Regions from separate parts of the Mus musculus genome. Here region 2 is linked to region 1. A link is a contact called in ENCODE Hi-C data. All regions are on one chromosome and are shown on one strand. Each heading gives the region's core, a stretch centred on a gene start or an enhancer-like site at or near the end of the contact. The rest is flanking DNA. Distances are from core to core; before and after follow the strand shown. Region 1 holds the start of G0s2 (G0/G1 switch gene 2). Region 2 overlaps Lamb3 (laminin, beta 3).

Evidence for each region. Hi-C counts contacts between places; a loop is a spot of excess contacts on that map.
Region 2: a map of gastrocnemius shows a loop between it and region 1 (9-fold over the local background). The contact joins the enhancer-like site here to the promoter of G0s2 in region 1. A Hi-C loop is called at or near these places in 17 of 37 maps with a recorded cell type or tissue (T-helper 17 cell, gastrocnemius, heart and 3 more).

Annotation. Positions count from the first base shown.
Region 1 is chr1:193,270,424-193,277,356 of GRCm38, forward strand. It overlaps G0s2 (G0/G1 switch gene 2), which reads right to left and starts at 2,765. Exons shown (of 2, transcript NM_008059.3): 1 at 2,566-2,765; 2 at 1,737-2,379. The coding sequence starts at 2,351. The coding sequence ends at 2,040.
Region 2 is chr1:193,313,095-193,320,027 of GRCm38, forward strand. The region is part of intron 3 of Lamb3 (laminin, beta 3); the gene reads left to right. Among named protein-coding and RNA genes, the nearest start is that of Lamb3, 15 kb to the left of the region's middle. Within about 2 kb of position 3,079, at least 3 of the 3 ENCODE cell types and tissues checked have a DNase peak (open chromatin) inside an H3K27ac peak, as active enhancers do; they include gastrocnemius, heart and left cerebral cortex, where a contact is called at or near this core.

The sequences.
Region 1 (6,933 bases), core at 1,515-4,014:
GAGACTGCCCCACCTGGGGATCCATGCCATATACAACCACCAAACCCAGACACTATTGCATAAGCCAGCAAGATTTTGCTGACATTACCCTGATATAGCTGTCTCTTGTGAGGCTATGTCGGTGCCTGGCAAACACAGAAGTGGATGCTCACAGTCATTGGGTGGAACACAGGGCTCCCAATGGAGGAGCTAGAGAAAGTATCCAAGGAGCTAAAGGGGTCTGCAACCCTATAGAAGGAACAATATGAACTAACCAGTATCCCCAGAGCTCGTGTCTCTAGCTGCATATGTAGCAGAAGATGGCCTAGTCGGCCATCAATGGGAGGAGAGGCCCTTGGTCTTGCGAAGATCATATGCCCCAGTACAGGGGAATGCCAGGGCCAGGAAGCGGGAGTGGGTGGGTTGGGTCGCAGGGTGGGGGAGGGTATAGGAGGCTTTGGGGATAGCATTTGAAATGTAAATGAAGAAAATATCTAATAAAAAAAAGTATCAGCGTCCATGCTGGGCAGCTTGCAAAGGCAGACAGGAGGTAGAAAGAAGCAGGTCACAGAGACACTAGAATCTCGTGTGGGAACAGGAAGGTGATTGGTACTAAAGGGGACCAGCACCGGAGGTGATACAGGAGATGAGCTGGACAAGGTGAGTGGGCAGAGGAGCAAGCAGCCTCTGGAAGAGGCATCTATAAGACTGACTAAATGGCTGGATTGGCCCTGCTCCTGGGAGCTTTGGGGCAGTTAAGGCTGGACTCTGCCTTGACACAAGGTCAAGTGTCTGGATTTGGAAACAGGAAGAACACTGGCGTCACTGACATGCTTTTCCTTTGAAGACTCAAACATGTTCTTCTCATTCACAGTCCCTTCCTTCTTTCCCTGGGGGGTGGGGGTGTGGGGGGGTGGGTGGGTGGGGGGTGGGGGGTGGGGGTGGATTTTAGCGAGAGATGACAGTTGATCAGAGCCAGAAGCGCTGGGGAGAGTTTGGGTTAGCAGAGCTAAACGGAATGGAGGTGTCTGTGTATAAAAGCATGCTGGGAGGTTGGAGAGTCAAGTTAACATGTTCACACCTGGTTAGAGAGGTGACATTAAAGACCCTGGGGAGTGGCATCAGGCTATCTTCTTGGCCCTCCCAGGACACTTTGGGGAGCCTCATACTGTTACTAAATTAGCTGTTGACACAAGATCAGCTCTGACTCCTGGGAGAGGACTCAAGTCTGCAATAACAGTCTTTTCTCTTTCTAAGCTTACTGTGGTCAGTTGTGCTCTTAGGAGAGAGAGTGCTTTTGCTCCCACCAGCTGGCTGGGCTTCTTTTTTGCCCCATCCTTCCTCTTTCTCTTCCCTTCTTCCCCACTCTTCCTTCTGTCTTTCTTTCTCTCTGTTCTTCCAACCTCCTCCCCTCCTCTCCTTCCCTTCCCTGTCTCCTCTCCTCCTCACTCTAATATTTAAGCAGAGAGATCAGCCATAGGAATCTCCAGCACAATGGAGTAAAAGACAAATAACTTTTTCTTTGCTCTAGAAATCCACTGGTTCTCTCTCTCTCTCTCTCTCTCTCACTCAAGGTCAGAAATTGATTTATCTTGTGATCCAAAAAATGCTAACTCCTGTACCATGTTTAGAGTTTCACTCTTGTGTGAGTAGAACTGTCTTGTGCCAGGCAGTATTCAAGCCCCAGGTATGAAGCAGGACTAGCCACAGTTCTGGGTGAGAGAGTCATCTCACCTCCCAAGAATTAAATAATGAGATAGAGTATAAAAGGTTTTTATTTCAAAATGCAAAACGATAGTCATTGCAATAATAATAATAACAATAAAAATAACTGTATAAAAAGCCTGTCTCCTTCTCTAATGCAAAGTGATAGCTCCTTGATTGCTCGCACAGCCTAGGGCAAATCACAGTGCGTGCTGCACAGCAGCAAATCAGTCCCAGACCCCTTAGGTGATCTGTGTGGGGTCAGTTCTGGATTCGGTGGCACCTTGAAACAGCATGTGACTCTGTTGCCCACCTGGGTCATGATCTGTGTCTCCCTTCTCTGTCAGTCACCGGCCTTAAGAGGCGTGCTGCCGGAGGGACAGGGCCCGGCTGCACAGGGTCGCCTCCTGTGCCTTGCCTCCTGCCAGCAGGGCCTGCTTGTGGAGGGACTGCTGTTCACACGCTTCCCGCAGCTCCACCACTGCAGCCTCTTGGTCGCGCAGACGGCTGGCGGCTGTGAAAGGGCTGCACACCGTCTCAACTAGGCCGAGCACCACACCGAAGAGCGCCAGCACACTGCCCAGCACGTATAGCTTCACTAGCTTCCCTCGGGGCTTCTGCGCCATCATCTCCTTGGCCAGAGGGATCAGCTCCTGCACACTTTCCATCTGAGCTCTGGGCTGTGGGTGGCTGGGCCTGCAGAGTTAGCAGAGAGGAATGGGGTTGAGTTCGGGTGAGGGAAAGAAGCAGAGAACAGGGAACCCTAAACACAGAAAGGGGGTGGCTGCTGACTAGGGGAACTCGAGCCCAGGGGAGAAGGCAGCTGGGGGAGGGGGTCTGGTGTCTCTTGCCCACCCTCGGTTCCCGGGCCTGGAGGCTCACCTAGGGTGCAGTGGGAAGAGAGGCAGCACTTGCTGGAGAAGGTCAGGCGTCCTTGCGTCAGACTGGCTTTGGCGTTCTTCTTCCCTCAGCTGCTGCTCTTTGGGAGGGACACTCCGCAGCTGCAGCGCTCTGTGAACAGAGTCCTTATATCTTTTGTCCGGGATCCGCCTCCTGGCTCACTGGCCTGAGCCCTGACTGCAGAAAGAGAAGCGGGGCGGGAGTGGCAGCGGGGGGTGGTGGTGGAGGGGGAGGGTGGGGTGGGGTGGGGGTGGGGAGGGGTGGAAAGGAAGAACGGGAGGGGCGCTGCGGGGGACCAGGGAGGTGACCACGAGTAGTGCACGCCCCTGCTGTGTGCGCCCTGAGACCCTAGCCCGCTGGTGCTGCAAAAACTGAAAGCCCAAGGCACCACTTCAGGGTGCAGCTGAAGAGGAGACCACCAGGTGACGGTGTGGCGTGCTTCCCTTACAGGACACACTTTCTAGTCTTGTCTGTTGCTCTGTTCCCTGGCCCAAGCTCCCCTGTAGTCCAGGAGGAACAGAGACAGACCCTAATGAGGGAATCTGGGGTTCGTTTTCGTTCAGAAAGGTCACCTCTCACCAGTCAGGGAGGGTGTGGGTGGAAGGGAAGGCAACAGAGGGAACCTGCAGTGAGCAGGCAAACCAAATCGAAAAACCGTACCTCCAGGGAGTAGAATGTTCTTCCAGAGTGCTGCTTTCTTGGCTGTTAGGTTTTGCTAAGACATGAGAACAGCGGGAACATTGCTAGTTACCTAATAGAAAGATTTTCTTTGAGGGTTTGAGAGTTTCTTCTAATGCATAGAGGTGTGTGTGTGTGTGTGTGTGTGTGTGTGTGTGTGTGAGAGAGAGAGAGAGAGAGAGAGACATGGAGAGGGAGAGGGAGGGGGAGGGGAGGGGAGGGGAGGGGAGGGGGAGGGGGAGAGGGAGGACAATAAATTAGCCTCAGTAAGGTGCTTCCATAGTTATTTCTGTATTACAGGGAATAGTTATTAAACCCAAAGCACATATCTGTAATTCCAGCAAGAGGCAGGAGGATGGTGAGTTTGAGCATAACCTGAATAAACTGAGATTTTGTGTCAGAAATCAAAATATAGAGGGTTATAGATGTGGTTTTGTGGTGGAGTGCTTGCCTAGTATGTGTTAGGCTGTGTGGGTCATATATATTTGTACACAACACACATGCACACACGCACACACAAATTGCCTTCTCTTCTATGTTTACTTGAGAAGTGAAATTGGCGGTAAGCCTTAAAGAAGGCCCGTGGAAAAAATTGTCTGTAATGAAAGTATTTCACCCTCTTACAGTGATTCCATGCCACCCTTCTCAGGTTTGGGAGAGTGTGCCCTTAGAGTGGGGATCCAGGACGGAGGACACTCTCTGGAAGCTGGTTAGATTAAGATTAAATATGATCCCCTGGGTGGGGGTGGGGTGGGCTATAATTTAGCTGTGGCTATCGGTGTACCTGAGTTAACAAAGTAGGGAAAGAGGTAGGCCAAAGGGCTTGAAGCAGGGGGTGGGGCGGGGAGGAAGGGGAACCAACTGGCCAGAAAATTGCAAAGGTCACTGATGCAATCTTGCAACAGCCTGCTCAGCCTTCCCTGTTAGAGTCCAGAGCCTTAGGGGAAAGGGTGCCAATCTCGGGGGTCCAAGGTCACTGCTAGACTCAGAAGGTGCTGATCACCCCTTGGTCTGCTACTAGTCCTTCGGGTAAGAACGTGGGGATTGGCTCAGGCTGTGAACGTTTCAAATGTAAGGTTCACACTTGAGTTGATACATAAGTGATCAAGGTAACCACAGGCCAGATGAGGATTATTCTTGGAGGATCCTGACTTGGCTTTATTCTCTTAACCTTGTCAATCCGGAAAGTTCTGTGGAGAGGGCCCAAGCCAAGGCTAACTTCAGGGTTGGCATTGTTCTTAACTCTTCCTGATGGTTTTGGAGCACTCCTAGTGGCTGGCAGCAGCAACCATGGAGCTTTCCCAAGAACCATGAGGGTTCCAGACACAACGGCTCCTGGGAAAGAGGATGATGTGTGCCTTGACAGGAGGGCACCCACTTGGTTTCCCCTCAAAAGGTGAATCAGCCCAGTTTCTGACCCAAAACTCCAAAACTGACTGGGCTGAACGTATTTCCTGTGTTTCTATAACTTAGACCGCTGTCATAATTCACCTGGGGTTCCTCTTTCCCAGGGCTACATGAGATGAACATCTTCATCTAAAGTAACCTGACCTTGACCCCTGACCCCACTAGCTTGCTGTCAGTGCCTAGGCAGCAAATGATAAGGGTTGAGGTCACTGGTAGATTTGGTGGTGCCTGTTGAGGGAGTATCAAGGGGCTGAAGCAGGAGGCCAGCACAACTCTGTCTGCTGGAGAAAGACCCCTTAGCTTTTGGATGGGAGGTGAGGAGGCTGGGATGGGATGGGGTGGGAGGACTTGGGAATGAAACATTTACCTTGACTGGCCCGAGACTACTTTAAGAAGTACAGGTCTGTGTCGTATTTGGGCCCGACACAGGTTACAGTTATGAAGATCAAACCAAACCATAAGGTGGCCAACCCTCTATTTAGCCCGGGGTTGATGAGGACTTCTCATGTTAAAGCTAAAACCGAGCTGAGCAGAACAGGCATCTAACCCCCTTTCTGAGTTTAATATGTAGTACCTCAGGGTGGGAAAATTATACAGTTAAGGAGTTTATCTGACTCATGGTTCTGGAGATCCAAGGTCAGGGGCCTCATCTGGACTTTTTTTTTTTTTTGTGGTAGATTATGGACAAAATAAAAGGTGTCATGTAGGGGCTGGAGAGATTGATCAGTTGTTAAGAGAATTGACTGCTCTTTCAGAGGTCCTGAGTTCATTTTCCCAGCATTTACATGGTGGCTCACAACCATCTGTAATGGGATCTGACTCTCTCTTCTGAAGGTAGCTACAGAGTACTTGCATGCATAAAATAAATAAATAACTCTTTTAAAAAGTCACAAAAAAGTTGTCATATAAAACTTGGGAATGTGAGTATGTATGTGCATTTCTGTTACTCCTCTGTTTATAAAATGTATCTAACCCCAATTACTTCTTTAAACACTATATTCTTTAAAAAATTTTTTTATTAATCATTTTGTTTGTTTACATTTCAAATGATAACCCCCTTCCGGGTTACCTCTCCACAAATCCCCATTTCATCTGCTCTCTCCTCCCTCTCCCTCTCCCCTTTGCCTCTATGAGGGTGCTCCTCCACCCACTCACCCACTCCAGCCTCACTGCTTTAGTATCCCCAGTATCTAGAGTCCTGAGTATCACTCAACCCTTACAGTCTATTCAGCTCTCATCCTTCTTAGCGATGCTAGAAGAGGCGGTTTACATTTTATCTGGTTTGTTTTTCAAACCCCCTTTACAACATCAGTAGCATATAGTGAGGGAAAACCCACAAAGGGTAGCTTGTCATCCAAGGGTGGGCCAGTGAGCACGGGCTGTGCTGGGCAGGTGAGGCAGGGACCACAGTCTCCCAGGCCCTGGGTGGGCAGTCTGCTGTGTTATGATCATTACTCTGTTGTCTCTGTCACTACTTCCTACCGCTTGTTACCAGCGCAAAATCCCTGTCTGCCCCGGGATTCCAGAAGCCTGGAGAAAGAGATTGTCAGTGGGCATAGGATTGAACTACTTTTGTATTCACTCAATTAAAAATACCTCTGTAGTCCTTCAGTCTCAGCCATCCCTGTGTGTGCATGTGTGTGCCTGTGTGTGTGTGTGTGTATATGTGTGTGTGTGTGTGTGTGTGTGTATGTCGGGGATATGGTTACATGTGTATGGAGGTCAGAGGTCAACCTTGAGTATCATTCCTCAGGATGCTGGTCTCTTATTAAGCTTAGAACTCACCAATTCTACCAGACAGGCTAGCCAGTGAGCTTCAGAGAGCTCCCCCAGTATGGGGGTCATGAGTATGTACTACTGTGCCTGGCAGCTACTGCCTCCTCCTCCTCTTCCCCTTCCTTCTCTTCCCCTTCCTCCTCTTCCTCTTCCTCCTCCTCCTCTTCCTCTTCCTCCTTCTTCTCCTCCTCCTCTTTCTTCTCCTCCTCCTCTTCCTTCTTGTCTAGGATCAATTTCAAGTCCTCATGGATACAAATCTAGCACTTTATCATCTAATCTATCTCTTCAGTTCCCCTTGAGTCATCATGATTTCATATTGGTTAGTTTTAGAGAAAGGGCTTCCTGGCACTCAAGCCTTATGGATAATTTAGGACTTGTTCTGCTGTACTGAGATTGAACCTAGGTTCCCATCTGGGCTGAATATGTGCCTTGCTACTGACCTACAGCCCTAGATGGGCAATTTTTAAATGTATACCTCTGACCTTCATT
Region 2 (6,933 bases), core at 1,829-4,328, 43 kb after region 1:
TGGCCCCTGCTTTTCCTTGTTTGGAAACTGTCTGCTTTTGTGACTTTCAGAAAGGTTAATGTGTAGGTAGAGAGTGTATGTACATATGTATGTATGTGTGTACACCCACTGTATTAGCCATTTCTCTGTAACTGTGATAAAATATTATGACCAAAAGTAACTTAAAGAGGAAAGGGTTTATTTTAGCTTCTGTCCAGAGGGAAAGAGTCCATAATGACAAGAAAGGCAGGGTCGTAGGAGCAGGAAACAGAGGGGTCATGTTTCACCCATACACAGGAAGCCAAAATCAAGAATAGGACACGAGGAGAGGCTATAAACCCTCAAAGCCTGTCCCTGGAGGACATATTTCCTCTAACAAGGGACCTGATCCAAACAGCAGCACAGATGGGTGCTGCATGGTTTAAATACATACACCTGTGGAAGACATTTCTCATTCACACCACATCACGGACACACACACACACACACACACACACACACACACACACAGAGCACCATATAAGGTGTCTTATTGTTGTGGCAGGATATGGGACAAAAGCAACGTAAGGAAGGGTCTATTTCATTAACTCGTTGTTTTAAGGAAGAGTATTTTGTCTCACAATTTGAGCCAAACTCCTCATGGCTGAGGAAATCACAGCAGCTGGAGTGTGAGGCTGCTGTTCACGCGGCATCCACGGTCAGGGGATGAGGGATGAGGGAGGCTGCTGCTCAGCTTGCTTTTCCTTTTTCCTTCTGTCTTGAGAGCTAGCCTGTGGAATGGTGTCACCAACGTTCAGGGTAGGTCTTCCCTCTTCAGTAAAACTGCCAGGAATCATCCTTGTGCTCAGACCCAGAGTTTTGCTTCCCAGATGATTCTGAATCCAGTAAAGCTGGCAATAAAGGTTGACCATCATGTCTCTCTCTCACACACACGCCACAGATACTGTCCTCTTTCTGTAGGGTTTTAAGCTTGTGTCTCTACGTGCAAAATGTTGGCTTTCCTGTTCCCCAACTCTGAAAAGACTCAAGGTCTGAGGCTCCCATGATTGCTGTAATTTTACGGTGCTGGGTGAGCACCACAGATTTCCTTATTTTAATGTAATCTCCCTTAGGGAATGTCAGCAAGTCAGACCTCAGCACAGGTTTGGTATATCAGAGACATAGGCAAATGTTTGCAAAGGGTCCCAAGAGAGTAAGTGTCACCCTTGAGGGGATGGAAAAAAATGAAAATGAATGTTGGAGTTGAATGGTTACTGTCAGAGGGAAGCAGGACCTGGTCACATACAGTATGAAGCTATTAGATCGTGGCTGCTATGGGCAAGGGAATGGGCTTGTGGAGATAAAAGGACAGAAGAGAGGAGAAAGGCCTAAGGGGATGGCCTGGAGATACACCATTCCTGGGGTTCAGGCCCTTATTAACAACCAACATGGCCCTTCCTTCAAAGGGAGTCAGAGAGATTTTATTCTGGGTCACAAATGAGTTGCTGCGGTCTAGGAACTCAGATTCAGGTCATTCCTAGTGACAGCTACACTGTGGAAGTGGTCACATGAACTGCCTGATGACACTGCCAGCTTCTGGGTTCGTGGAAGCTTGCTGCCTGCTAAGCTTATGCATTCAGAAGGTTTTGACCGATAGATAATCAGAGGGTGTTGGGTACAATGCAAAAGATGGGGAAGACCTTTCTATCTCTGGATCTGCAATACTATGACTCTCAACAGTCATGAAGTTCTAATCACCTTTAGAATCTTTGACACTGGTCTGGCATTTCTAGGAAATTCTCCTCATGCCTCAAGCAATGTCCTGTAGGCCTGTCTCTGCCAGCTAGGGCCTCTGTGACCACAGCATGGACTTAGAAAGCCATTGTCAGGGGTAGAATTGATTTCCCACTCTTGGCACTAGGGACATCTTTGCTTTAGAGGGATCTGCCCTTTTTGGGTGAAGAGGAGAGGAGAGCAGTGTTTAGAAAATCTACTTAGTCTCGTGCGTAGTGGTGGCCGTATGACCTCTGTATGCCTTTAGTCAGAATTGCACAGGGTAGTATGGAGTCAGATGCCTGGTACATGAGTCTCTGCTTCATCCATCTAGCTTTCCTGACCAGTACACTGGGGATACTCACCATGTAAGATGTAGTATGTTCCCATCAGAGGTCTTGGAAGGGTGAGCCAAAGGTATGCCGGTAGTGCTCAGGAGAGCAGGCGTACTGCAATGTAATTTGGGGGTATGTGGTGAACCTGGGCTCTATAATCAGCTTTGGAAAATCGCCTTTCTCGATTTAGTTTAGACAGCAATAGAGCTGTCTAAACAGTTTGCTCTGAACGAGAAAGGAGATGAAGTTGAAAATGGCTAACTGCCCTGGAGCCTCTTCCTACCAAGTACCTGCTTCCAGCCCTGACTTTAGCCTTTTACTGGTTCTAGGGAGACTTCAGGAGACTGATCAACCCCATGTTGAGGAAGGGCTGTGGGGTGCCCTCTCTGGCTTCCCACAACTCTTCCTTTCCTGAGAGCCAGATTCCCCATCAGACCTCTGGTCAGTGTCTTCTCCTCTTGATTCTTTTGTCCTGCTGACACCCAGGCTTCTGTGGTTTTCTGGAATGATAAGCTCGGTCCAGGGAGTTTTAACCCATGTCATAACAGGGACAACTTAGCATCACATGTATCTTATGAAGCTGACATGAAGACGTGTGTTTTCTTTACTTTTATTTCCTTTTTAGTTTTTGTAGATTTTTTTCCTCCAAGACAGCAGGGCTTTTGGTTCGTTTTATTTTGTCCCTGGTTTCCTCCTTTGGGCCTTGGCTAGTGCCCAAGACCCTGGAGATAGCTTTGATGAAAACAAAGCAGCCCCCTAGATCATCCCTGAAGGGACTACATCTTGGCTAATCAGAGCTTGCTTTCCTATTCTTGCCTACTGTTCTTCAGAGCCTTCCAATGCACGCTCCTTCCTTCTCTGCTGTGATCCAGGCCCATAGGCTCTTGTTCATTCCTCTGCCCTAGTTTAGCTCTCTGGAAGGGGTTGTCTTTCAGCCAGATTGCTGAGATTCTAGAAGGCTCCAGGAGAAAGTCCAGCCTCTCCAGCTGGAGAGAAAGCAGGAGCCAAACTGGCTGGAGGCCTGGCAGGCTGGACTGATAAGAATGCAGCATCCCTTGGATAGCGCACAGGGAACATGCTGGCTACGTGACCCAGGGAGGGAGTCAGCAGCTGCTGGGAACAGCCATTGCTGTAGAGAAAGGGGCACATAGGGCCTGTGAGAAGAGACTCACACACACTAACATATACACACATTACACGGAAAGGGAAACTGAGGCCAGGGGGAAGGCACACAACTTGTCTTCAATTGAATTCCTATTGTAGCTGTTCTATTTCAGGCCCATCCTGCTGGCGAGTCAACAGCAGAGCTGCTTAAAATACCTGTCTGAAGCTGGGGCTTAGCTTCCCTTTGAGTGCAAAGCCAATTCCCTCTTCAGCCGTGTTACCAGACATGAAGCTCGTAGTGTATGAGCCCAGGAAGCCATCTGATCCCTCATCAGTACTTGTTCACGTGGGAGGGTGGTGGAGATGATTCGAGGCCCCCGTGCAGTCTTTATGACTGAGACAGCTCAGAGCAACGAGCCCACACTGACACCGAATATCTTTAACATATCTTATTTATAATCCTGTCTATATTCCTACATATAAAAGTCAATACCAATTATATAAAAGTTTAAACATATCACAAACTAACGAAAAGTGGGAAAGCCACCTAAAATCCTGTTAGAGAGATAATAAACTGATCTATATGCTTCTCAGTTGAAATAGGTAAATATTGGCAATTTTGTGTGTGTGTTTTCCCTACTATATTGATATATTTTCTTCCCAACATAGTCTGTTCCTTAAAAACTATATCTGAAATCATATTGTATGTATGAGTTTAAGCTTACCTTTAACCCACAAAACATAATAATGTAATCATTTCCCCATACAATTGCACAGTTTCTATAAACTCTTTAATAGTTACATAACTGTCATTTCGGAGCACCAAGGCCATTTCTACCATCTCTGGCTCCTTGTAAAATGTCCTAGGCTAAGAAAGAAAGAGCCTTGTGTTACGTGCTGCCATGGCCAGCAAGGGATGGGCTCAGCTCCCAGCCTGGGGTGGGGAGCTCTGGTGACAGCGTTTGCCAGAAGGCAGCTGGCCCTGTCTCTCCTCCGGACATGTGCTGAGTACAGGCAGAATGAAGTGGAAAATATGCATATGAGGCGGGGCAGAGTGAGGGGAAGGGCACACTCCCTCGCCAAGGACCAAATAGGGTCTAGGGGGGCCTCCTGCCCTAGTCTTCTCTTGCCCAGAAAAGATGACGCTAAATGCCCAGGCATTTCAGCTAGTAGCACATCTCTCATCACCATGGCAGCTAAGCTGAGAGAGCTGGAGAAGTTGGGTCCTTCCCAGAGTGCTCTCTGTGCTATGGGTTCCCCCAAGGTCATCTTGAGGGTCAGCACGAGCCCTGCTTGGTTCTGTGTGAATGAGACAGCATGCTTCTGGTAATGTCTGTTGCTCAGCAACTTTATTGGGGGAAAACAGATAAATACTATTTTCCTCAAAGGGCTGCTGTGAAACTTGATTGGGTTGTTGTTGTTGTTTTGATTTTTTGTTTTTTGTTTTCTTTTTGTTTGTTTTGTTTTGTTTTGTTTTTTGTTTTGTTTTGATACAAGGTCTCATTTAGCTCAGGCTGGTCTTGAACTCACTGTATACCTAAGGACTCGACTTTGAACTTCTGATCCCCCTGCCTCCACTTGCTCAGGGCTGGGATTACAAGCATGTACCAGCATGCCTAGGTTTTGCCATCCTAGGGATCACACCCAGAGCTTTGTGTATTCTAGGCAACTGCTCTGCCACCCAGGCCCCTTACATAGGCTCTGATATTGAAATTATCTGATACAGTTCTTGATACCTGGCCAGAACTCCCTCAGTTAATTTCATTTTCCCGAGAGCCCGGTCTTGTTACGTTGCCTACTCTGACACCAAACTTGGGTTTAAGCTATCCTCTTGCTTTAGCATCCTGGGCAGCTGGTAGCATAGGTAATGGCTTAACCTTAATACCTGATTCCTTACTTCCTCTCCACTCCTTTCAAACAAGCTGAGGTCAGTAAAGAAATAGCTATTGATCACATGGATGAAAATAATTGGCACTTGTTGAGCATTGTCAATCACTGCTCGTTCGCTCACTCATTCATTCAATCAGCAAGTGCTTAGCAGTGTGCCAGGCACTTTCTCCATGCTGGGAGGCAGTGGGGAAGAAATATAAGCCATCGTCCTCCTGGAGAATACACTGTAGAAGGGGAAGATAGATAGTCGACAGAAATGAACAGGAAGTACAGCAAGTGGAGATGGGTGGTCAGAGAAATCCAGGATGGGAAATGGCTGGTGAGGGACAGGCACAGTCTACTTTACTAAGGCATTTTTGGCTGTGATCAGGAACGGAGAGAGTGCTGTTCCTTCACTGACTAGGACTAAGTAATGGGAAGTGTGGAGGAAAGCTGAGGCCCTGGAAGAAGGACACTCAGCTCCCCTTCTTTTCTGGGCCAGTGCTGTGAGCACACAGAGGCAACATGGTGCTGGCAAAAGAGAGTCCATAGCTCATGAGCAGGTCCAGCATGGTCACAGAGTGCACCTGAGCGAAGGTCCCCATGCATGTGACACTGGCTCGGGCAACATGTGGCCTTCCCTGCACAGAGCTGAGTCTGAATCTGAAAGGTGATGAGTTGAGATTAGAAGATTAGATCTCACAGAGGAGGAGGATTAGAGGAACACAGAGGCCTGGGATGTGTAGAGAATCAGCAAAGCCCAGTGGTCTTGCCCAACAAGCCTTGCTTCTACCCTGGAGTGAACTTTGAGCCCTGTGGGTTGCACTCTTGGATTTGGGGCAGGATTTGGGGTTATGGCTACTCAGAGAGAACAGGTGTTTGTATGCGGAGCCCGAGGAAGCTGGGGCAGGGCCACACTGTGCCTGGGGGAAGTGGTATGCTCATATGATCATAGGCACAGACTCAGAGACAGATCACCTCTCTGATCACCTTCGTTTCTCCATTATCTCTGCCTCGACCAGGAGTTCATCCATGTAGCTCTGTAGTTCAGTCCCATGTCCCATTCAGAGGGACGTACAGGGAATGGGAGATGTGGGTATTGTTTGCTAGACCTGCCTCAGGAAGACAGCTATGTGGTTAGTGTCGTCAGCTTGACGGACATTACAACGAGTCCAGCATTTGGGGCATGCCTGTGCAGAATTACCTTGATTATGTTAACTGTGGGTTTAGCTGAGATCCTGGGCTCATAAGTGGGAGAAGTGCTCAGAGCAGCCCCAAGCGTTCGTTCATCCTGTGCTGCTTGGAGCAGCCCCATAGGTTCATCCTGTGCTACCCATTGACTGTGGATGTGATGTGAGCAGCTAGAAGCTCCTGCAGCTTTGGCTTCACCAGTACAATGGTCTGGTCCCCTCTGTTGGCAGAAGGGCTCACTGAGGCTGGGAAGAGAGTGTATGAGGGAGGGCCACCTTTGTTTCACTCTGCTTAGTCTCAGTGTGGGCGCCTGGAGGGACTTGGACATTGGGAACTGGTCTTTGTGACAGACAGGTTGGAACCCTCTGAGGTAGCAGAGGCTGCAATGATGGCTGGAAGAGATCTGATGAGGACAGAGCATGTCTTGAACAAACCCTTTATTAAGTTGATTTGGTCAGAGAGCTTATTACAGCAACAAGAACAGGAGCTAAGACAGCTAGCTTCTCTCCTGTGGGTAGGGCATCTTGGAGCTGGGAAATGGTAACCAATGGTGGGCTTCCTTAGAAAGGAGTGTAACCTCCAGAGCCCAGTGCCATGCCTGGCACATGAGTCATGCTCAACAAGTACTTTGGGGGAGGGACACGACTCTAATTCAACCCTCGTTCAACTTACTGAGGAAAAAGACAGAGTCGGAGAGGAGGAA